Linked DNA regions of Homo sapiens: region 2 is linked to region 1. A link is an interaction called in ENCODE POLR2A ChIA-PET data of the cell type or tissue named here. Cell type or tissue: GM12878. All regions are shown on one strand. Links, peaks and the distances in the headings refer to the core of each region. The heading gives the core; the rest is flanking DNA. Region 1 has its middle 7.2 kb from the start of TYROBP. Region 2 overlaps UPK1A (uroplakin 1A).

The links. Peaks named below come from ENCODE experiments on the same cell type or tissue, not always from the same donor. Only the 100,000 strongest peaks of a DNase experiment are listed, where the experiment ranks them.
Region 2: POLR2A ChIA-PET joins it to region 1 with 10 read pairs; 5 of 35 experiments call an interaction of 5 or more read pairs at or near these places.

What each region holds. Positions count from the first base shown.
Region 1 is chr19:35,909,261-35,921,827 of GRCh38, reverse strand. No RefSeq gene overlaps it. Among named protein-coding and RNA genes, the nearest start is that of TYROBP, 7.2 kb to the right of the region's middle. RefSeq lists enhancers at 12,017-12,126, 12,227-12,276, 12,427-12,556. In GM12878, for the core only: a CTCF peak has its summit at 10,445; no DNase peak of the experiment used is centred there; H3K27ac peaks cover 2,706 bases.
Region 2 is chr19:35,672,661-35,685,227 of GRCh38, reverse strand. It overlaps UPK1A (uroplakin 1A), which reads right to left. Exons shown (of 8, transcript NM_007000.4): 4 at 11,922-11,996; 5 at 11,683-11,790; 6 at 9,209-9,388; 7 at 7,333-7,416; 8 at 6,747-7,253. The coding sequence ends at 7,209. UPK1A-AS1 (UPK1A antisense RNA 1) reads left to right here and starts at 11,937. Exons shown (of 2, transcript NR_046420.1): 1 at 11,937-11,993. It also overlaps the pseudogene TYMSP2. RefSeq lists an enhancer at 1,136-1,637. In GM12878, for the core only: no CTCF peak of the experiment used is centred there; no DNase peak of the experiment used is centred there; H3K27me3 peaks cover 132 bases.

The sequences.
Region 1 (12,567 bases), core at 3,264-11,263:
AACATGGCTCACTGCAGCCTCAGCCTCTTGGGCTCAAGGGATCCTCCTGCCTCAGCCTCCTGTGTAGCTGATATCTCAGGTGCACATCACCATGCTTGGCTAATTTTTAAATTTTTTTGTAGAGACAGGGTCTCGCTATGTTGCCCAGGCTGGTCTTGAACTTGTGGGCTTAAGTGACCCTCCCGCCTCAGCTTCCCAAAGTGCTGGGATCACAGGCATGAGCCACCATGCCTGGCTAGATCTTTTAAACTTTATCTGTTGTGACATACAAAATGCCTATAGATGAAGACAAATGCACAGCACAGTGAATCATTGAGTAAAATTATTCAGGCATCTACTTCCACATGAAGAGAGAAGTCAGAGGTGGGCGGATCACCTGAGCTCAGGAGTTCGAGACCAGCCTGGGCAACGTGACGAAACCCCGTCTCTACCGAAAATACAAAAAATTAGCTGGGTGTGGTAGCATGCGCCTGTAGTCCCAGCTACTTGGAAAGCTGAGGTGGGATGATCACTTGAGCCCCAGAGGTCGAGGCTGCAGTGAGCTGAGATTGTGCCATCACACTCCAGCCTGGGTGACAGAGGGGGACCCTGTCTTAAAAATAAATAAATAAATAAACAAATAAATAAATAAATAAATGTAATTGATGTATTCTAGAACATTCCTCTTTTGTTCCTTTTTATTTACAAAGTGTACTGTCCCCTGAAAGGCAACCACCATGTTGGTTCTGATGGAACACTTCTGATTTTCTTAATTATTTTGCCACCTATTGGCAGGGCGAGGTGACTCACGCCTGTTACTCCAGTACTTGGGGAGGCTGAAGCAAGAAGATCCCTTGAGGACAGAAGTTCAAGACCAGCCTGGGCAACATAGTAAGAACCTCATCTCTACAAAAAATAAAAAAAAAAATTACCCAGAAGTGGTGGCATGCACCTGTAGTACCAGCTACCCAGGAGGCTGAGGTGGGAGGATTGCTGGAACCTGGGAGTTTGAGGCTGCAGTGATTGTGCCATTGCACTCCAGCCTGGGTGACAGAGCCAGACCCTGTCTACAATAATAACAACAATAATAATAATAATAATAATAATAATAATAATAGGCCAGGCGCCGTGGCTCACGCCTGTAATCCCAGCACTCTCGGAGGCTGAGGCAGGCGGATCACGAGGTCGGGAGATCAAGACCATCCTGGCTAACACGGTGAAACCTTGTTTCTACTAAAAATACAAAAAATATTAGCCGGGCGTGGTGGCGGGCGCTTGTAGTCTCAGCTACTCAGGAGGCTGAGGCAGGAGAATGGCATCAACCCGGGAGGCGGAGCTTGCAGTGAGCCGAGATCGGGCCACTGCACTCCAGCCTGGGCAATAGGGCGAGACCGTCTCAATAATAATAATAATAATAATAATAATAATAATAATGTTGCCTTACATGTATGCTTCCTAAAACAGTGTAGTCTAATTTGGACTATTTTTTAACTCTATGTAAGGAGGAACCATATTGTATATACTCTTGTATGCGGGTTTTTTTTTTTTTTGAGACAGAGTCTCGCTCTGTTGCCCAGGCTGGAGTGCAGTGGTGCGATCTCAGCTCACTGCAAGCTCCGCCTCCCGGGTTCACGCCATTATCCTGCCTCAGCCTCCCGGGTAGCTGGGACTACAGGTGCCCGCCACCACGCCCAGCTAATTTTTTGTATTTTTAGTGGAGACGGGGTTTCACCGTGTTAGCCAGGATGGTCTCGATCTCCTGACCTCGTGATCCACCCGCCTCGGCCTCCCAAAGTGGTGGGATTACAGGCGTGAACCACCGTGCCCGCGGCTTCTTTCTTCTTCCACTCAACATTATCTTTGAGAGATAAGTCCATGTTGTGGCAAATGGATCTAGGGTATGTATTCCCATGGTTACACGGTATTCCATTGTGTGATATGCCCCAAGGTATGTATCCTTTCTCCTGCGATGGGCATTTGGGTTGTTTCTTTTGAAAAGCCTTACAAATAGGGTGGCCTTACAAATAGGGTGACTATCCTTACACAAGGCTCCTGGCATCTATTGCACCCATCTCTCTCAGATACAGATAGGGGCGGAAGTTGGGTCTCTGGGAAGTAAAGTGCCAAACTGTTTTTCAAAGTGGTTCAACCCCTCTGCCTCCTTCAGAGGTGTATGAGATTTTCTGTGGCTCCACATTTCACCACATCTGGTAGTGTCGGATTTTGAAAATTTCGACATTTCTAGGGGTAGAGGGAAAGGTGTGGAGCGGTTTTGCGCTACTAGTCTTGTTTGTTTTTAGAGATGGAGTCTGACTCTTGTCGCCCACTCTGGACTGCAGTGTTGCAATCTTGGCTCACTGCAACCTTTGCCTACCGGGTTCAGGCAATTCTCCTACCTCGGCCTCGTAACTGGGATTACAGGCATGTGCCACCATGCCGGCTATGTTTGTATTTTTAGTAGAGACGGGGTTTTGCCATGTTGGCCAGGCTGGTCTTGAACTACTGACCTCAGGTGATCCTTCCACCTCCGCCTGCCAAAGTGCTGGTATTGCAGGCGTGAGCCACTGCACCAGGCCTTACATTGTTTTAATGTTTGTTCTCCTTCTGAGGATGAGCACCTTTTCACACCTTTATTGCCATTTAGAGTTCCTCTTTTCTGAAGTGCTTGCTTGAAGTGGCTCATGCCTGCAATCCCCGAAATTTGGGAGGCCAAGGCCAGAGGACGCCTTGAGCCCAGGAGTTTGAGACCAGCCTGGGCAAGACCCTGTTTCTAAAAAAATTTAAAAATTAGCCAGGCATAGTAGCCCATACTTATGGTCTTAGTTACTTGGGAGGCTGAGGTGGGAGGATGGCTTAGGCCAGGGAGGTTGAGGCTGCAGTGAGCTAGGATTCTGCCACTCTACTCCAGCCTGGGTAACAGAGTGAGACCCTGTTTCAAATAAATAAATCAATTGGCCAGATGCAGTGGCTCATGCCTGTAATCCAAGCACTTTGGGAGGCCAAGGTGGGCCAATTGCCTGAGCTCAGGAGTTTGAGAACAACCTGGTCAACATGGCGAAACCCCGTCTCTACTAAAAATACAAAGATTAACCGGGTGTGGTGGCATGTGCCTGTAATTCTAGCTATTCGGGACACTGAGGCAGCAGAATCGCTTGAACCTGGGAGGTGGAGGTTGCAATGAGCCAAGATTGCACCACTTCATTCCGGCTTGGGTGACAGAGTGAGACTGTCTCCAAAAAATAAAATAAAATAAATTAAATTAATTAATTAAGTGTCTACTTGAGTTTGCCAATTTTTCTTCTGGGGTTTGCTGTTTGTTTTTAAGGAGTTATTTATGTGTGCAGGATATGTTCAGATTCATTGCATTATGTGTTACAAATTTCTTCTCCTACTCTGTAACCATTTTCTAATGGTTATCTTTTTTTTAATAAAAAATCTCAAACATACACAAAAGTAGAGAGAATCGTATAATGAATTCCCATAGACTTATTGCCAGCTTTAATAATTGTCAATTCGTGCTAATCTTATTCCCTCTCTACCTGAACCTACTTCTTCTTTATTGGATTGCTTTTAACACTTTCCAGACGTCTTATTATTTCACCTCCCAAATTTGTAGGAAGTACATATCGCTAAGTAATAATGACCTTTTAAAATATAGATCTAAATATATAGCCACATTATCATTCTAAGATATCTTTTGGTGAATGTTAATTCTTTTTTTTTTTTTTTTTTTTTTGAGACGGAGTCTCACTCTGTCGCCCAGGCTGGAGTGCAGTGGCGCTATATCTCCGCTCACTGCAAGCTCCGCCTCCTGGGTTCACGCCATTCTCCTGCCTCAGCCTCCCGAGTAGCTGGGACTACAGGCGCCCGCCACCACGCCTGGCTAATTTTTTTGTGTATTTTTAGTAGAGACAGGGTTTCACCGTGTTAGCCAGGATGGTCTTGATCTCCTGACCTTGTGATCTGCCCACCTCGGCCTCCCAAAGTGCTGGGATTACAGGCTTGAGCCACCGCGCCCGGCCATTAATTCTTTTTTTTGGGAGACAGAGTCTCGCTCTGTCACCCAGGCTGGAGTGCAGTGGCGTGATCTCGGCTCACTGTAGCCTCGACCTCCAGGGCTCAAGTGATCTTCCCACCTCAGCCCCCCAAGTAGCTCAGACTACAGGTGTGTGCCACCACGCTCGGCTAATTTTTAATTTTTTTTGTAGAGAGAGTGTCTCTCTATGTTGCTCAGGCCGGTCTACACCTCCTGACCTCAAGCAATCCTCCTGCCTTGGCCCCACAAAGTGCTGGGATTACAGGGATGAGCCACTGTGGCAAGTTCTTAATTTTTTTTTTTTTCCCCTTGAGACAGAGTCTTGCTCTGTCCTTGTTGCCCAGGCTGGAGTGCAGTGGCCCAATCAAATCATGACTCACCATAGCCTCAACCTCCTGGGCTCAGGTGATCCTCCTATCTCAGCCTCCCAAGTAGCTGAAACTACAGGCATGTACCACCACACTCGGCTGATGTGTTTGTTTGTTTGTTTGTTTGTTTGTTTTCGTAGACAAGGTCTCGCTATGTTGCCCGGACTGGTCTTGATCTCCTGGCCACAATTGAGGTTCCTGATTCAGCCCCCCAAAGTGCTGGGATTATAGGCATGAGCCACCATGCCTGGCCATGACTCTATTTATGTTATGGATGAACCACAATTGATGAAACCATCAAGCATTACTTGGATTCTACTTAAAAAGCCTTCAAAATGTTAGCTGTTGTGGTTAAAGTGGGTGCCCACAGCCAGAATAAGGGCCACATTCCAGCCAATAGGAAGAGCAGAAAAGGAGAGGGCATACTCTGACTTTAGGGACACAATCTGGAAGTTGCCCGCATCATTTCTTCCCAAGTTCCGTTTGCCAGAAAACAGATACATGGCCCCAACAGGCTCCAAAGAGGATGAGAGACATCTTCTTGGCTAGGGAATCTCATGCCCAACTACAAATTCTGTTTCAGTAGAGGAAGGGGTGGCTGGGCAAGGGGGTTCACACCTGTAATCCCAGCACCTTAGGAGGCCAAGGCAGGTGGATTGCCTGAGCTCAGGAGTTTGAGACCAGCCTGGGCAAGGTGGTGAAACACTATCTCTACAAAAAAATTTAAAAATTAGCTGGCATGGCGGTGCCTGCCAGTAGTCCCTGCTACTTGCAGAGCTGAGGTGGGAAAATTATTTGAGCCTGGGAGGTTGAGGCTGCAGTGAGCTATGTTCCTGCTAGTACACTACAGCCTCAGTGACAGAGTGAGATCACATCTCTAAAAAAATAAAAATAAAAATTAGGATGTCGGGAGTGGTGGCTCACGCCTGTAATCCCAACACTTTGGGAGGCCGAGGCTGGCAAATCACCTGAGGTCAGGAATTAGAGACCAGCCTGACCAATATGATGAAACCCCGTCTCTACTAAAAATACAAAAATTAGCTGGGCATGGTGGTGCATGCCTGTAATCCCAGCTACTCAGGAGGCTGAAGCAGGAGAATCGCTTGAACCCAGGAGGCAGAAGTTGCAGTGAGCCAAGGTTGCACCATTGCACTCCAGCCTGGGCAACAAGAGCAAAACTTCATCTCAAAAAAAAAAAAAAAACAAAAAAAAAAAACAGACGTGGTGGCTCACACCTATAGAAGAAGAAGGGGAGAAAAAAATATTGGTGAGGCCAGGTGCAGTGACTCATACCTGTAATTCCAGGGCTTTGGGAGAATGAGGTGGGAGGATCGCTTGAGGCCAGGAGTTCAAGACCAGCCCAGGCAACATGGCAAAACATCATCTCTATGAAAAATATAAAAATTAGCTGGGCATGGTGATGCGCACCTATAGTCCCAGCTACTTGGGAGGCTAAAGTGGGAGGATCGCTTGAGCCCAATAAGTTGAGGCTGTAGTGAGCCATGATTGCACCACTGCACTCCAGCCTGCGTAACAGAGCAAGACCCTTTCTCCAATAAAAAGATAAGTAAAAATAGTTCATTCCTTTTTATTGCTGAGTAGTATCCCACCGTGTGGATCTCAAAAAAATGGATAAACAACTTGTTTATCCATTCATCCAGTGAAGAACCATTCGGTTGTTTCCAGTTTGGGGCAATTATGAACAAAGCCACTATTAATATATGGTACTGGTTTTTGTATAAACTCACGTTTTCACTTCTCTTTGGTAAATACCTAGGAGTGGGAGTGTTGGGTTGTATGGTGTGTTTATGTTTAAATTTCTTAGAAATTGCCAAACTTCCCCCAGTGTCTGATGCAAATGACAGAAGCCTTCACAGAAGGTCCCAGATCACTTTAGCAGTGGAGCTGAGGTGTTTGCTCCCCAAGGCAGGAGTAGGATCTGATCTGTGTAGCTCAGGGACTGATTTCTTGGACCTCCTAGAGATTCAGTGGGTTCCCTAATGTCATTGAACACATCACACATCCCCTTCTTTTTTTTTTTTTTTTTTTGAGATGGAGTCTCACTCTGTTGCCTAGGCTGGAGTGCAGTGGCGCAATCTCGGCTCACTGCAAGCTCCGCCTCCTGGGTTCACGCCATTCTCCTGCCTCAGCCTCCCGAGTAGCTGGGACTACAGGCACCCACCACCATGCCTGGCTAATATTTTTGTATTTTTAGTAGAGACAGGGTTTCACCGTGTTAGCCAGGATAGTCTGGATCTCCTGACCTTGTGATCTGCCCACCTCAGCCTCCCAAAGTGCTGGGATTACAGGCGTGAGCCACCGCCCCCAGCCTCTTTTTTTTCTTTTCTTTTCTTTCTTTTTGTCTCTCTTTCTTTCTTCTTTCTTTTCTTTCCTTCTTTCTTTCTCTCTCTCTCCCTCCCTTCCTTCTTCCTTCCTTTTTTCTTTCTCTTGAAACAGGGTCTCCTTCTGTCACCCAGGCTGGAGTGCAGTAGTGCCACGATAGCTCACTGCAACCTCCAATCCCTGGGTTCAGGCAACCTTCCTGCTTCAGACTCCTGAGTAGCTGGGACCACAAGTGTGCTCCACCACGCCTAGCTAATTTAAAACAATTTTGGGGGCCAGGCATGGTGGCTGATGCCTGTAATCTCAGAACTTTAGGAGGCTGAGGTGGGAGGATCGCTTGAGGCCAGGAGTGTGAGAACAGCCTGGCCAACATGGCGAAACCCTGTCCCTACTAAAAAAATACAAAAATTAGCCAGGTGTGGTGGCTCATGCCTGTAATCCCAGCTACTTGGGAGGCTGAGGCAGGAGAATCGCTTGAATCTGGGACGGGGAGGCTGCAATGAGCCGAGATCGAGCCACTGCACTCCAGCCTGGGCGGCAGAGAGAGACTCCATCTCAAAAAAAAAAAAAAAAAAAAAAAAAAAATTTGGGCCAGGCAGAGTGGCTCACGCCTGTAATCTCAGCACTTTGTGAGGCTGAGGCAGGCGGATCAGTTGAGGTCAGGAGTTCGAGATCAGCCTGACCAACATGGTGAAAGCCCATCTGTATGAAAAATAGAAAAATTAGGCCAGGCACAGTTGCTCACGCCTCTAATTCCAGCACTTTGGGGGGCTGAGGAGGGTGGATCACCAGAGGTCAGGACTTTGAGAACAACCTGACCAACATGGTGAAAGCCCACCTGTACTAAAAATACAAAAAACTATCCGGGCGTGGTGGTGGGTGCCTGTAATCCCAGCTACTCAGGAGGCTGAGGCATGAAAATTGCTTGAACCCAGGAGGCGGAGGTTGCAGTGAGCTGAGATCGTGCCACTGCACTCCAGCCTGGGTAACAGAATGAGACTCTGTCTCAAAAAAAAGAACAATTTTTGTAAATATGGTATCTTGCTATGTTTCTCAGGCTGATCTTGAACTTCTGGCCTCAAGAGATCCTCTCACCTTAGTCCCCTAAGGCACTGAGATGACAGGTGTGAGCTACTGCAGAATGTTTAAAGGAAACAACCGACTATTTTCCAAAGCGGTTGCTCTATTTTTCATTTCCACCGGCAGTGTCTGAGATTTCCAACTGCTCCACATTTCTGCTGACACTCGATAGGGTCAGTCTTTTTAATTTTAGTCATTTAAGTGGGCGTGCAGTGACATTTCACTGAGGTTTCGTTTATATTTCCCTAATGACTAATAGTGCTGAGCACTTTTTCACAGGCTTCCTGGCCATTCATGTCTCTTCTTCTTCTTCTTCTTTTTTTTTTTTTGAGATGGAGTCTCACTTTTGTCGTCCAGGCTGGAGTGCAATGGCTTGATCTCAGCTCACTACAACCTTTGCCTCCAAGGTTCAGGTGATTCTCCTGCCTCAGCCTCCCAAGCAGCTGGGATTACAGATGCCTGCCACCGTGCCTGGCTAATTTTTGTATTTTTAGTAGAGATGGGGTTTCACCATATTGGCCAGGCTGGTCTTGAACTCCTGACCTCAGGTGATCTGCCCGCCTTGGCCTTCCAAAGTGTTGGGATTACAGGCGTGAGCCACCACGCTGGCTTTTTTTTTTTTTTTTTGATGGAGTCTTGCTCTGTTGCCCAGGCTGGAGTGCAGCGGTGCGATCTCGGCTTACTGAAACCTCTGTCTCCTGGGTTCAAGGGATTCTCCTGCTTCAGCCTCCTGAGTAGATGGAATTATAGGAAACTGCCACCACGCCCAGATAATTTTTGTGTTTTTAACAGAGATGTGGTTTCACCATATTTGCTGGGCTGGTCTCGAACTCCTTACCTCAGGTGATCCGCCCACCTTGGCCTCCTAAAGTGCTGGGATTACAGGAGTGAGCCACCACGCCCGGCCTTCACGTCTCATCTTTAGTGAAGTGTCTGTTCAAATGTTTTGGTCACTTAAAAATTAGGCTATTTGTCTGATTTTTAAATTAAATTAATTAATTTTTTTCTTTTTTGAGACAGGGTCTCACTCTGTGGCCCAGGCTGGACTGCTGTGGCACAATCAAAGCTCACTGTAGCTTCTGCCTCCCCAGGCTCAGGTGATCCTCCCACCTCAGCCTCCCTAGTAGCTAGGACTACAGGTAGGTGCCACCATGCTGGGCTAATTTTTGTATTTTTTGTAGAGCTGGGATTTTGCCCTGTTGCTCAGGCTGGTCTCAAACTTCTGGGCTCAAGCAATTCACCTGCCTCAGCTTCCCAAAGTGCTGGGATTTACAAGCTTGAGCCATCACGCCTGGCTCCCAGGCTGGTCTTGAAATCCTGAGGTCAAGTAATATGCCTGCCTTGGTGTCCCAAAGTGTTGGCATGACAGGCGTGAGCCACCATGCCCAGCCTATTTTTAAAAATATAATTAGAGCTGGGCACGGTGGCTCACGCCTGTAATCCCAGCACTTTGCGAGGCGGAGGCAGGTGGATCACCTGAGGTTGCGAGTTCGAGACCAGCCTGACCAACATGGAGAAACCCCATCTCTACTAAAAATACAAAATTAGCCAAGCATGGTGGCGTATGCCTGTAATCCCAGCTACTCGGCAGGCTGAGGCAGGAGAATTGCTTGAACCCGGGAGGTGGAGGTTGCAGTGAGCGGAGATCGCGCCACTGCACTCCAGCCTGGGCGACAAGAGCAAAACTCCATCTCAAAAAAAAAAAAAAGAATTAGAGACAGGGTCTCGTTATGTTGCCCAGGCTGGTTTTGAACTCCTGGCCTCAAGCGATCCTTCTGCCTTGGCCTCTATTCATCTGATGTTTTACAAAGCTTCCAGCTGCTTTGAGGAGGACAGGCTGTGGAGGGGCCAGTGTGGAAGCTGGGAGAGTGGGGAGGGACTGTAGCTTCCACAGAAGTGAGCTGGTCACAGGCCAACACACTACCTGGTTTCTGGGAAAGTCAGCGTTGGCTTCCCCAACTCTTGGCCTGCTGCCCAGAGAGGGTGAGACACTCACCTCTTGATCTTGTGTGGAGGCCCTCAGCTCAGCTTCCAGGAGTCTGGCAGTGTCTTGGGGCAGCGCCTTGTTGCTGGGTGCCCTGAATCTCAGCTTCTTCCTTCATCCAAAGAGGGAGGGTTTTTTTGTTTTGTTTTGTTTTGTTTATTTTGAGACGGAGTCTTGCTCTGTTGCCCAGGCTTGAGTGCAGTGGTGCGATCTCGGCTCACTGCAACCTCTGCCTCCCAGGTTCAAGCGATTCTCCTGCCTTAGCCTCCTGAGTAGCTGGGATTACAGATGTGTACCACCACGCCTGGCTAATTTTTGTATTTTTTAGCAGGGACGGGGTTTCACCATGTTGGCCAGGATGGTCTCAAACTCCTGACCTCAAGTGATCCACCCGCCTCAGTCTCCCAAAGTGGTGGGATTACAGGTGTGAGCCACTATGCCTGGCCAAAGAGAGTGTTTTATCCGTCCTCTAGCCCAGAGGCCAGCCCAGACCTGCCACCTGTGGTCTGCATCAGCACAGTTGTATTGGTTGCTAAAATGTTGAAACATTCCACTTCTGGTTAGTAAAGAGCCCACATAGCCCACAGATGTCTGCTACCACCCGAGTCCATTCTTTGGGGACCCCTTGGACTTTCCCACATCTCAGCAACTAAAGGTGGCGCTCTAGGACCCTGATTCCAGCCCCTATGGCCACATCCGTATGACTGGATGGTGCTTGGGGAATATCTTCTGGGGACAGCCCAGGCCTGGCTGAAGTGGGGAGGATGAGACTAGGAGGCTGATGCTGAAGGACTGAGGGAGGATTTTTTTTTTTTTTCTGAGTCAAAGTCTCACTCTTGTCATCCAGGCTGGAGTGCAATGGCATGATCTTGGCTCACTGCAACCTCTGCCTCCCAGGTTCAAGCGATTCTCCTGCCTCAGCCTCCCAAGTAGCTGGTATTACAGGCGCCTGCCACCATGTCTGGCTAGTTTTTGTATTTTTAGTAGAGACAGGGTTTCACCATGTTGGCCAGGCTGGTCTCAAACTCCTGACCTCAGGTGATCCACCCTCCTTGGCCTCCTAAAGTCCCAAAATCCAAAATCACGCCTGGGATTACAGGTGTGAGCCACTGCACCTGGCTGAGGGAGGATTTTTATCAAGCTAAGCTGAGAACTCGAGACTGGACATACTAATTTTTAGCATGGAACATATCCAAGTCACACGGTACCGAAGTATGTTCGCAGCAGTGAATCCATAGGGGTCTGCAGCAACCTCAATCCTTGCCTCCTCAAAAAAGAATTTGACCAAGGGACATAAGGCAGAGTGAGAAACCAAGGTAAGTTTTAGAGCAGGAGTGAAAGTTTATTATTATTATTATTATTATTATTATTATTATTATTATTATTATTATTTTGAGACTGAGTTTCGCTTTTGTTGCCCAGGCTGGAGTGCAATGGCGCAATCTCTGCTCACTGCAACCTCTGCCTCCTGGGTTCAAGCGATTCTCCTGCCTCAGGCTCCTGAGTAGCTGGAATTACAGGCACGCGCCACCACGCCAGGCTAATTTTGTATTTTTTAGTAAAGACCGAGTTTCTCCATATTGGTCAGGCTGGTCTCGAACTGCCGACCTCAGGGGATCCGCCCACCTCGGTCTTCCAAAGTGTTGGATTACAGGCGTGATCCACCGCGCTTGGCCCTTTATTATTATTATCATTATTTTGAGACAGAGTCTTGCTGTGTCGCCCAGGCTGGAGTGCAGTGGCGCGATCTCAGCTCACTGTAACCTCCACCTTCCAGGTTCAAGGTATTGTCTTGCCTCAGCCTTCTGAGTAGCTGGGACTACAGGTGCCCACCACCATGCCCAGGTAATTTTTTGTATTTTTAGTAGAGACCGGGTTTCACCATGTTGGCCAGGATGGTCTCGATCTCCTGACCTCGTGATCCGCCCGCCTCAGCCTCCCAAAGTGCTGGGATTACAGGCATAAGCCACCGTGCCCAGCCTAATTTTTAGTAGAGATGGGGTTTCACCATGCTGGCCGGGCTGGTCTTGAACTCAACCAGGCATTATTCTAATAGACCTCACAATATCCTCACAAATATCCCAGCAGCCTGGCCTCCCTGCTCCAGTCCCTGCCTCCACAGTCTGCTCCCCACCTGCGGCCGGAGGGAACCTGTGAACCCCTGAGTCAGGTCAGGGCCCTCCTGGCTCAGAGCCCTGCTCTGGTCTCTGACTGCCCCCTCGCCCACTCTGCTCCAACACATTGGGTGGCCTGGTGTGCCCGGGAGGACCTACAGGGTCTGTTCCCTCCATGCTCGCTCTAGACACAATGGGAGAGGCTTGGGTTTTTAAGGGAGGGGACTCAGCCAGGCCTGAACAGTGGTGACCGTGGGCTGAGCTGGGACCTGACCCTCCTCCAGGCTCCAAATCTCCTCTCCTCCCTTCCCCCACAGGCCACTGGGCATCTGCCCTGTGACCAGAATCCAGTTTCCCCTTTTTTCTCCTAAGCCCAGGCCCAAGGAGCGGTGGGTGTGACGTGTGGATGGGGGAGGGGGGCTTCCTGCAGCTGTCTCATCCTCCAGCACCCTAACCTCAGGTTCCTCCTTCCCCAGCCCCAGGCTCCAGCTGGGGGCTAGAAGTCCCCGTCTCCTTGGGGTGGCCTCCCTTGGGCCTTGCTCCCAGCCACTTCCTCATTCAGCAGGAGAGCCAGCCACCTGCCTCTCCCCAAGCCGCCAGCCGTGCCTCTGTGTCTGTGCCACTGCCTTACTCTCACCTTTCTCAGCTTTGCCGCTGTTTTCT
Region 2 (12,567 bases), core at 2,907-10,906, 240 kb after region 1:
ACAAACAGATCATGATGATCTGTAACACATTTATACTCTGGAATATATTGCAATAGTTCAAAACAAAACAAAACAAAACAAAAAACTGGGCCAGGAGCGGTGGCTCACGCCTGTAATCCCAGCACTTTGGGAAGCCAAAGCGGGTGGATCACCTGAGGTCAGGAGTTCGAGACCAGCCTGGCCAACATGGTGAAACTCCGTCTCTACTAAAAATACAAAAATTAGCTGGGCGTGGTGGCGTGCACCTGTAATCCCAGCTACTCAGGAGGCTGAGGGAGGAGAATCGCTTGAACCTGCGAGGCAGAGGTTGCAGTGAACCAAGATTGTGCCATTGCACTCCAGCCTGGGTGACAAGAGCGAAGCTCCATCTCAAAAAAATAAAAAAGTAAAATGAATTCATATTCACTGAGTTGGAAAGATAACCACAATCCATGATTAGGTGAAGAAACCAAGTTGTAAAGCAGGGATGTCCAATCTTTTTTTTTTTTTTTTTTTTTTTGAGATGGAGTCTCGCTCTGTCACCAAGGCTGGAGTGCAGTGGTGCCATCTTGGCTCACTGCAAGCTCTGCCTCCCTAGTTCATGCCATTCTCCTGCCTCAGCCTCCCGAGTAGCTGGGACTACAGGCGCCCGCCAACACGTTTGGCTAATTTTTTTGTATTTTTAGTAGAGACAGGATTTCACCTTGTTAGCCAGGTTGGTCTCGAACTCCTGACCTCGTGATCCACCCGCCTCGGCCTCCCAAAGGGGATGTCCAATCTTTTGGCTTCCCTGGGCCACATTAGAAGAAGAAGAATTGTCTTCAGCCACACATAAAATACACTAACGATAGTGGATGAGCTAAAACAAATTGCAAAAAATCTCATAGTGTTTTAAGAAAGTTTATGAATTTGGGGCTGGGCGTGGTGGCTCATGCCTGTAATCTCAGCACTTTGGTAGGCCAAGGCGGGCAGATCACAAGGTCAGGAGTTCGAGACCAGCCTGGCCAACATGGTGAAACCCGGTCTCTAACCCTGTCTCCTCACTGCCTCTGTCCTGCCGCGCAGGAGCGGGATGCTGAGCCCTGTCCGCCCCACGGGGAGCTGCAGTACCTAAGGCAGGTGGAGCACATCGTCTGCTGCAGCTGCAGGAAGGACGCCCCCAGGGCACCTGCTCTCTGCCGCCGCTGTTTTCGTTTTCGGCAGGCAGGCAGTCAGTCAGTCCCACTGCAGCCTGAGAAGTGACTTTCCTCTGCTGACAACCACAATGTTTTGGAGGAGTTGCTGTCGTTTATCAAGGGATCCACATATGCTGAAGAACTGTCTTCCAAGAGAGTGAAAATGTGAGATGAGGCAGTGGAGCCCTTTTTGGACAACTTGGGATTCTCCACTGAGAAGAAGGGGACTTGGGCCCAGTTTATGGCTTCCAGTGGAGGCATTTTGGGCAGAATACGAAGATATGGATTCAGATTATTCAGATCAAGGAGACGACCAACCGCAAAAAGTGATTGACATCATCAACAGAAGGCATAATCCCAGCACTCTGGGAGGCCGACGCGGGTGGATCACTTGAGGTCAGGAATTTGAGACCAGCCTGGCCAACACGGCGAAAACTCATCTCTACTAAAAATACAAAAATTAGCCAGGGGCTGGGTGCGGTGGCTAATGCCTGTAATCCCAGCACTTTGGGAGGCCAAGGCGGGTGGATCCCCTGAGGTCAGGAGTTCAAGACCAGCCTGACCAACATGGAGAAAACCTGTCTATACTAAAAATACAAAATTAGCCAGGCATGGTGGTGCATGCCTGTAATCCCAGCTACTCGGGAGGCTGAGGCAGGAGAATCACTTGAACCTGGGAGACAGAGGTTGTGGTGAGCCAAGATCTCGCCATTGCACTCCAGCCTGGGCAACAAGAGCGAAACTCTGTCTCAGAGAAAAAAAAAAAAGCCAGGCATGTCGGGGGGCACCTGTAAATCCCAGCTATTTGGGAGGCTGAGGCAGGAGAATCGCTTGAACCTGGGAGGTGGAGGTTGCAGTGAGCCAAAATCACGCCACTGCACTCCAGCCTGGGTGACAGCGAGACTCTGTCTTAAAAAAAAAAAAAAAAGAAAGAAAGGAAAAGAACAAAACAAACTGACCACAGACAAATCATCATCTGTGCTTGGAATCCAAAAATCTTCCTCTGATGACACTGCCTCCAGCCCTTCCCCGCTGCCAGTTCTGTTTTTTTTTTTTCTTTTTTTTTTTGAGACGGAGTTTCACTCTTGTTGCCCAGGCTGGAGTGTAATGGCTCAATCTCGGCTCACTGCCACCTCCTCCCAGGTTCAAGCGATTCTCCTGCCTCAGTCTCCCAAGTAGCTGGGATTACAGGTGCCCGCCACCACGCCCAGCTAATGTTTGTATTTTTAGTAGAGATGGGGTTTCACCATGTTGGCCAGGCTTGTCTCGAACTCCTGACCTCAGATGATCTGCCCACCTCAGCCTCCCAAAGTGCTGGGATTACAGGCGTGAGCCACTGTGTAGGGCACTTTTAAAGGAGTTTGAAGGGTATTTTCAGTCTTTAGGGGTTGGGCTGGATGCTCAGGTGAAAGTTCTTTTTGCTCTAAAGGAAAAGGGAGCTAGGTCAAAAATCTGTTGTTGACTTATTAGTTATTAACTTTTAAGGATATTAACTTTTAAGGGTGTCACCACAACTGTGCTAGCCCTTTCCGTAATAAAAGGCCTTGAGTTTGGCTAACTCACTGAGGGTGCATGAAAATACGGAGATTATGAGCAAAACTGAGGAGAATGAAATTGGTATGCTCTTAACAAAAACATGCACATGCATTTCAATCCTGTGTCTTTATGAAGAAGGTTGGTGAATTTCAAGAATTCTACAAGCTATTCTCTCAAATTTGAGAGAGTGGACTAACACCATCAATCATAATGTATAGTGTCATTATGAATATTTAAAGTTATATTAAGTTTATATATAATATAAATTTATATATATATATATATATATATATTTGTTTTTGAGATGGAGTCTCACTTTGTCACCCAAGCTGGAGTACAGTGGTATGATCTCAGCTCACTGCGACCTCCCCTCCCAGGTTCCAGCGATTCTTGTGCCTCAGTCTCCTGAGTAGCTGGGATTTCAGGCACCCGCCACCATGCCTGGCTAATTTTTTGTATTTTTAGTAGAGACGGGGTTTCACCATGTTGCCCAGGCTGGTCTTAAACTCCTGACCTCAGGTGATCCACCTGTTTTGGCCTCCCAAAGTGCTGAGATTACAGGTGTGAGCCACCACACCCGGCTTAAAGTTATATTTGTTTTATATATTGCTGTAATAAAGAAGTGTTCTACCAGGCGCAGAACGGTTTTTGTATTTTTATAAAAAATACAGGCCGGGCGCGGTGGCTCACGCCTATAATCCCAGTACTTTGGGAGGCCAAGACGGGCGGATCATGAGGTCAGGAGATCGAGACCATCCTGGCTAACACAGTGAAACCCCGTCTCTACTAAAAATACAAAAAATTATCTGGGTGTGGTGGCGGGCACCTGTAGTCCCAGCTACGTGGGAGGCTGAGGCGGAAGAATGACGTGAACCTGGGAGGCGGAGCTTGCAGTGAGCCAAGATTGCGCCACTGCACTCCAGCCTGGGCGACAGAATGAGACTCCATCTCAAAAAAAAAAAAAAAAAAAAAAAAAAATTAGCGGGGCGTGATGGTGCGTGCCTGTAGTCCCAGCTACTCAGGAGGCTGAGAGGGGAGGATTGCTTGAGCCCAGGAGGCGGAGGTTGCAGTGAGCCGGGATTGTGCCACTGAACTTCAGCCTGGTCAACAGAGCGAGACTCCGTCAACAACAACAACAACAAAAAAGTGTTCTGCAAAACAACAAAGTTTTTCCTCTATTCTTCTAAACATTATTATAAAAACATTAACTCATTTTTTTAAGGAAGAAAAAGACTAAAGCTCCGTTTGATCAACCCTGCAGGAATAAGAGTACTATATGGGCCAGGTGTGATGGCTCACACCTGTAATCCTAGCATTTTGGGAGACTGAGGTGAGTGGATCACCTGAGGTCGGGAGTTCCAGACCAGCCTGGCCAACATGGCGAAGCCTGTCTCCAGTAAAAATACAAAAATTAGCCGGGCATGGTGGCAGGTGCCTATAATCTTAGCTACTCAGAGCCTGAGGCAAGAGAATCGCTTGAACACAGGGGGCAGAGGTTGCAGTGAGCCAAGATCGCACCACTTCACTCTAGCCTGGGCAAAAGAGTGAAACTCCATCTCAAAAAAAAAAAAAGTACTGTATATAGTTTTCAATTTTTCCTACTATGTATTTCTTAGCGCGTTTTCCATGTTAAAGCAGAGTTCTTGTTCTTTTTATTTTTACCTCTTTGTGGTATTGCAGAGGATGGATATAGCGTAGCTAATTTACCCAGTGCCCTGCTGATAGTCATTTATTTTACTAATGAACATCCTCATATGGGCTTTCCAGTTATTATGAGATCTTTTTATAGTCAACTCACATACAGCTATCTCTTTTAAAAAGTATTTATTATTATAATTATATATATATATATTTATTTATTTGAAGCAGGTTCTTGCTCTGTTCCCCAGGCTGGAGTGTGGTGGTGTGGAGCACTGCAGCCTCGACCTCCTGTGCTCAGACAGTCCTTCCATCTCAGCCTCCTAAGAAGCTAGGACCACAGGCACACACTACTACACCCAGATAATTTTTTTAATTTTTTTTTTTTTTGAGACAGAGTCTGGCTCTATCACCCAGGCTGGAGTGCAGTGGTGCGATCTCGGCTCACTGCAACCTCTGCCTCCTGGGCTCAAGCCATCCTTCCATCTCAGCCTCCCCAGTGTCTGGGACCACAGGCACGCATCACCACACCTGGATAATTTTTGCATTTTTTGTAGAGACAGGGTTTTGCCATGTTGCCCAGGCTGGTCTCGAGAGCTCAAGCGGTCCTCCCACCTCAGCCTCCCAAAGTGCTGGGATTACAGGCCTGAGCCACTGCGTCCTGCTTTTTAAAATTTTTTATAGAGACAAGGTCTTGCTATGTTGCCCAGGCTGATCTTAAACTCTGGGGCTCAAGCGATCCTCCCACCTGGACATCCCAAAGTGCTGGGATTACAGACATGAGCCACCGTGCTCAGCCTATTATTATTATTATTTAGAGATGGAATTTTGCTGTGTCGCCCAGGCTGGAGTGCAGTGGCTACTCATAGGTGTGAACATAGCTTACTGCAACCTCGAACTCCAGGGCTCAAGCGGTCCTCCCGCCTAAGCCTTCCCAGTAGCTGGGACCACAGGCGCACACACAACAGCCACAGAGCATTTCAGTCCAAGGGCATAACATGATTTACACAACCCATCCCTTTGGTGATGGTTGTTGGGTAGTTTCCGATTTTTCACTCTAATAAATAATGACCTCTTTATCCATTACATATTTTTAAAAAATGAAATCTGAATTCAGCAATCAAAGACTATCTGCAGACCACTGGAGTAAATGGGAACCCCAAGAAATTATTTGATGGGGAAGGAAGCCCCCAGGCCCTCTTGGGAAGGCCTAGTCGTGGCTTCAGGGAGAACAAAGAGTGATAATTTGGTTCTTTTTTTTTTTTTTAGAGACGGAATCTTGTTCTGTCTCCCAGGCTGGAGTGCAGTGGTGCAATCTTGGCTCACTGCAACCTCCACCTTCCGGGTTCAAGCGATTCTTGTGCTTCAGCCTCCTGAGTAGCTGGGTCTACAGGTGCACACCACCATGCCCAGGTACTTTTTTGTATTTTTAATAGAGATAGGGTTTCGCCATTTTGGCCAGGCTGGTCTCAAGTTCCTGGCCTCAAGTGATCTGCCCACCTCAGCAAGTGCTGGGATTACAGGTGTGAGCCACAGTGCCCAGCCATAATTCAATTCGTAATGGTTTGCTGTCATGGACCCCTTAGAGAACTTGCTGGAAGCTATATCCCTAGGAGAAGGATTTTTATCACCTATAAGCCTCAGCAGCCCTGTATCTGGATTTTCCTTTGATAAACAACTCCCCTTCCAACACCACCACTGCATGCATCCTTAGCAGGATTACCAAGCCAGGTGCCCTCCCTTTCCCAACCTAACGAAGGGCCTAGAACCTAAGCCGAGACAGTGAGATTCAACTCTGGACCTTGGCTACAACTCTGGACCTTGGCTACAGCCCTTGGGAGAGAGGCTCTTTCCTTCTGTTGCATTGCTTAGTTATAAAGACATTAAGTCTGGAGTTGCCAGAGAAATCCTGTCAGGGAATGAAGCAGGTTTCCTGGAAACTTAGATTGAACATCTGGATCCAGACATGCCTGAAGCCAGCCCCGTTGACTCAGTTACGTGAGCTGATAAATTCCATTTTACACTTCAGTCAGTGACAGTTGGGTTTCCACCACTTCCATCAGAATAGTTTTTTTTGTTTTTGGAGACAGGGCCTCGATTTGTTGCCGAGGCTGGAGTACAATGGTGCGATCTCAGCTCACTGCAACCTCCACCTCCCGGGTTCAAGTGATTCTTCTGCCTCAGCCTCCGGAGTGGCTGGGATTACAGATGTGCGCCACCATACCCGGCTGATTTTTGCATTTTTGTAGAGATGGGGGTCTCACCATTTTGGCCAGGCTGGTCTTGAACTCCTGACCTCAGGTGATCTGCCCGCCTCGGCCTCCCAAAGTGCTGGGATTACAGGCGTGAGCCACTGCGCCTGGCCTAGAACAGTTCTTGTTCACTCTCCCGTGACCCAGAAAAAAAAAAACTCATTCATTCATTCATTATTTATTTATTTATTGACTATCTAGTATATGCTTAGCCCCGTGCTGGGTGATGATGGGGACAGTAAAGTGACCGTGACAGAACTCTCATGGCAATAGAGGCTTCCAGAGCTCAAATGGCAATCACAAACGGTTCAGCAAGAATGGCGATGCCTGCCATGAAGGAGGAGGTCAGAGAGCTACAAGAGAGGTATCTGTGAATGGGAGGTGGGATCATGGAGAGGTCCCTTGAAAGATGGGCTAAGGATATGTGCACACAAGCCCTGGGGTTTCAGGGCACACCTGAGACACAGTAGGGCTCAGGAACCTGGAAAAAGATCTTGGAAGTGGAAGGACGTAAGGGCTAGGGACGTTGGGAGGTGAGAGGTGAGGCAGCCATCCAGGCCCAGCGGAGGAAGCAGGAGGAGGATGCGGAGGAGTCCGGGGTGTGTATGTTGCCTTCCCCTCCTGTCCCTCAGAGCATGGTGTAGAAATACATGGCTATCAGCATGACCGGGAGCTGGCGAGGAGGCAGCGAGATGAGGGCACTCCGCCCCCCACCCCCAGCCCACCCAGCCTGTGGGCTCCCCGCCTCTCACCGTCCACATCAGGATGGCAAACCCAAACCACGAGATACCCCACGTGTAGCTGTCGATGGCGTGGCCGATGTGTTCGAAGCAGCCCTGGGCAGGGGGATGGGGGAAGTTTGAGAAGACGCCCATGAGGGTAGCCGCTGAAAGCGAGAGTCACTGTGCGCCCTTGGGAAAGTCACCACCTTCCCTGAGCATTGGTTTTCTCACTTGTGCAATGGGGACCATGGCACTGTCCACCTCCTCGGGTGGTTTCGGGGCCCCAGGGAGCTGATGTTGAACCCAGGCCCTGCACAAGTAGGTGCCGCCCTGCTGATGGCTATGACAATCTGAGGGTGATTTTGATCTTACAGCTGGCTTTTTTTTTTTTTTGGAGACAGTCTCGCAGTCTCCCTCTGTCACCCAGGCTACAGTGCAGTGGCATGATCTCGGCTCACTGAAACCTTTACCTCCCGCGTTCAAGCAATTCTCCTGCCTCAGCCTCCTGAGTAGCTGGGATTACAGGTGTGCACCACTACGCCCGGCTAATTTTTGTATTTTTAGTAGAGACGGGGTTTCACCATGTTGGTCAGGCTGGTCTCGAACTCCTGATCTTGTGATCCTCCCATCTCGGTCTCCCAAAGTGCTGGGATTACAGGCATGAGCCACTGTGCGCGCCCGGCCTTTTTTTTTTTAAAGTCTCTTGCCTTTTTTAAGTCTCTTGCCTAGGCTAGAGTGCAGTGGCACCATCACAGCTCTCTGCAGCCTTGACCTCCTAGACTCAAACAATCCTCCTGCCTTAGCCTCCCCAGTAGCTGGGATTACAGGCGCGCACCACCACGCCTGGCTAATTTTCTGTACTTTTTTGTAGAGACGGGGTCTTGATATGTTGCCCAGGCTGGTCTTGAGCTTCTGACCTCAAGTGATGCTCCTGCCTTGGCCTCCCAAAGTACTGGGATTACAGTCGTGAGCCCCCGTGCCTAGCTCTATTGTTTTGTTTGATGTTTTGTTTTGTTTTTTTTTGTTTGAGATGGAGTTTCACTCTGTCGCCCAGGCTGGGGTGCAGTGGCACAATCTCGGCTCACTGCAACCTTCACCTCCAGAGTTCAAGTGATTCTCCTACCTCAGCCTCCCGAGTAGCTGGGATTACAGGCACGTGCTACTGCTCTGGGCTAATTTTTGCATTTTTAGTAGAGATGGGGTTTCGCCATGTTGGTCAGGCTGGTCTCGAACTCTTGACCTCAAGTGATCTGCCCTCCTCAGCCTCCCAAAGTGCTGAGATTACAGGCATGAGCCATCGCGCCCGGCCCTATTATTGCTCTTATTCTCGGACAACCTGAGTAAAGTTGTAGGTGCCAGGTCTGGTTCAGACAGACCCTGGGTGCATCCTGCTGACTTGAGAGAGAGTTGGGGGAGCACTAGAAAATCAGAGAGGGGACCCAGCGTGGTGGCTCACGCCTGTAATCTGAGCACTTTGGGAGGCTGAGGTGGGTGGATCACTTGAGCTCAGGAGTTCGAGACCAGCCTGGACAACATGGTCAAACCCCGTCTCTGCTAAAAATACAAAAACTAGCCAAGAGGGTGGTGCGCACCTGTAATCCCAGCTGCTCTGGAAGCTGAGGTGGGAGAATCCCTTGAACCCGGGAGGCAGACGCTGCAGTGAGCTGAGATTGTGCCACTGTACTCCAGCCTGGGTGACAGAGCAGGACTCGGTCTTGAAAAAAAAAAAAGAAAGAAAGAAAGAAAGAAAGAAAAAGAAAACAAGAAAATCAGAGAGGGGAAGAGGAGAGGGAAAAAGCTAGACGGACAGACACAGGGAGGGAGAAAGAGAGAATCAGAGAGGGAGCAGAGACCAGAGGAAGACAGACAGATGGATAGACAGATGGAGCAGGGCAGACGGCCACACCTTGGTGAACAGGTAGTCCATGTGCCCCAGGCGGCAGCCCTCCTCGTTGAGGGGGATGAAGTTTCCCGTCCGGCGACAGCACAGTGGGGGCCAGGGGAACACCACCTCCGGAGTGGCCGCCCGGAAGGCTGACGTGAAGTTCACCCAGTCCATGGGACCAGATGTGCCACAGCATTCTTGCTAGAGTGAAAAGCAGGGGGTCAGGCAGGCTCGGGCTCAGAGAGGACAGTTGCTTGCCTGAGGTCACACAGCAAGGAGGGGCAGGATTGGCCTTTGACACAGCTGGGCCCAACTTCCCCATGTCCTGGGCCTCCAAGCGAGTGTGTCCGGTGGGTGTCTGTGTGTGTGAGCACGGTGCAGACAATATTTGTCCCAGGACCAGGAGGCTGATGGGGGATTTGGATTAAACCTGCACCTCTGACTTATTTTAAAATATTTTTGCCGGGCACGGTGTCTCACGCCTGTAATCCCAGCTCTCTGGGAGGCCGAGGTGGATGGATCACCTGAGGTCAGGAGTTCGAGACCAGCCTGACCAACATGATGAAACCCCGTCTCTACTAAAAATACAAAATTTGCCGGGTGTGGTGGTGGGCGCCTGTAATCCCAGCTACTTGAGAGGCTGGGGCAGGAGAATTGCTTGAATCCGGGAGGTGGCGACTGCAGTGAGCCAAGATCGTGCCACTGCACTCCAGCCTGGGAATCAAGAATGAAACTCCATCTCAAAAAATAAAATAAAATAAAATATTTTTATCAACAACTATGCTGATAAAATAACACAAAAAGGGCAGATTTCTGGCTTTTCCTGGCCTTGGTAAGGAATCCAGGTGTTTAATTTGTGGCTCCTGAATGAGGAAAACATAGGCTTGGGCACCCTTCAAACATGGGTTCAAATCCTGGCTAGCTAGAGGACTTGGGCCACATTGACGCCTCAGTTTTCCTTGAGTCCTCAATTTCTTCTTCTTTTTTTTTTTTTTTTTTGAGACGGAGTCTCCCTCTGTTGTCCAGGCTGGAGTACAGTGGCGCCATCTTGGCTCACTGCAACCTCCCCCTCCTGGGTTCAAGTGATTCTCCTGCCTCAGCCTCCCAAGTAGCTGGAATCACAGGCGCACACTACTACACCTGACTAATTTTTGTATTTTTTGTAGAGACAGGGTTTCACCATGTTGGCCAGGATGGTCTTGAACCCCTGAACTCAAGTGATCTGCCCGCCTTTGCCTCCCAAAGTGTTGGGATTATAGGTTTGAGCCACTGCACCCAGCCAATTTCTTCCTTTTCCAGTGCAATATCATGTTGGATTTGAGGAAGACTGTATCTCTTCAAACCTGGAAGTCTGAGTTTGAATCCTTCCAGTTCTGTGACCTACCAGGTGTGTGACCTCATGCAAGATATTCAACCTCTTGCTTTGGTCTCCTCATCACTAAAAGGCCGATCTCCCTTATGGAGTGGTCGTGAGGATTAAAAAAGCTTTAAAAGTGCTTTGAAAGGCTGGGCACGGTGGCTCAAGCCTGTAATCCCAGCACTTTGGGAGGCCGAGGCAGGTGGATCACAAGGTCAGGAGATCAAGACCATCCTGGCTAACACCCATCTCTACTAAAAATACAAAAAATCAGCTGGGCGCGGTGGCAGGCGCCTGTAGTCCCAGCTATTCGGGAGGCTGAGGCAGGAGAATAGCGTGAACCCGGGAGGCGGAGCTTGCAGTGAGCCGAGATCGCGCCACTGCATTCCAGCCTGGGCGACAGAGCAAGACTCTGTCTCAAAAAAAAAAAAAAAAAAAAAAAGATAAAAAGAAAAAAAAAAATGTGCTTTGAGGCCAGGCACTCGTGGCTCATGCCTGTGATCTCGGCACTTTGAGAGGCGGAGGTGGGAGAATCGCTCCAATCCTGAGCCCAGGAGTTCCAGACCAGCCTGGGCAATAGAGCAAGACCCCCATCTCCACAAAAGATAATTTAAAAAACTTAGCCGGGTGTGGTGGGGCGCACCTGTATTCCCAGCTACTCGGGAAGCTGAGGCGGGAGGATCACTTGAGCCCAGGAGTTGGAGGTTGCAGTGAGCTATGATCACTCCAGCCTGGGCAACAGAGCAAGACCCCATCTCAAAATATAAAAATAAAAGTCCTTTGAACAGTGTGAAACCTAGCTCAGTGAATGGTGCTGTTACTATCATTGTTATTATCAACATTTCTGTTGAGGTAGTATGTGTAGGCTAAGAGCAGGGAGGTCAGGAGCTAGGCTGCCGGGTTCCAATCCCAGCTCCCACCACTTACCGACTGTGTGGCCTCGGGCAAGGGACTTTCCCTTTCTGGGCCTGTTTACTCATCCGCAGAACGGTGATGACCGCAGCCCTGCTCTCCTAGAGATCTCATGAGCGGATGTCTTTAAGGCACTCACTCCTCTAAAAGCTGGCACATCGGGAGCTCTATCGGCCTCTGTGGACGGAGCCCAGGGCCCTCCCAGCACCCGGTCCACCCCGCCCACCTCAATCATGACGCGGTCCCAGAGGCGGGTCAGCTCCTGGCCCTGGTCGGTGTCCGCGCTGTAGAAGGTCAGCATCTGCTTGGTGATCAGGGATGGGTTGGACACCATCTGAGGAGAACAGGGAAGAACAAGGGCCGGCAGGGCTGGGTGGGGAGAGAGGACGACCTCCGCCCCGCCGCGCCGGGACCCTCGCCCCTCCCATGCAGGTCAGGCCCCTCCCCAGGCCTCGCCGGGCTCACGTAGTCACGGTGGGTGTAGGACGTGATGCAGGAGGCGCACTCGAAGATGTAGACGATGAGCATGAGCACCAGGTACTGGGGAGACAGAGGGAGGACGGCCCGTCGGGCAGAGCCCGTGAAGCCACACCCCGTCAGGGAAGCATCACTGGGGAAATGCAAGTTTTAAAAAAGTTTGGGGCAGTGTGACTAGCAGCATCTATAATATGTGGTGGGTGTTCAGGTGTTCGCTGTATTGTCTTCCAACTTTTCTGTATTTTGAAATATTTAATTTAATTAATTTATTTTTGAGACAGGCGAGGCGTGGTGGCTCACGCCTATAATCCCAGCACTTTGGGAGGCCGAGGGGGCGATCACCTGAGTCAGGAGTTCGAGACCAGCCTGGCCAACATGGTGAAACCCCTTCTCTACTAAAAATACAAAAATTAGGGCTGGGCATTGGTGGCTCACACCTGTAATCCCAGCACTTTGGGAGGCTGAGATGGGAAGATTGCTTGAACCCTGGAGTTCAAGATCAGCCTGGGCAACACAGTGAGACCCCGTCGCTACAAAAAATAAAAATAAAAAAATTAGTTAAGCATAGTTACTACTAGTGGTAGTGTTAGTCCTAGCTATTTGGGAGGCTGAGGTTGGAGGATCGTTTGAGCCC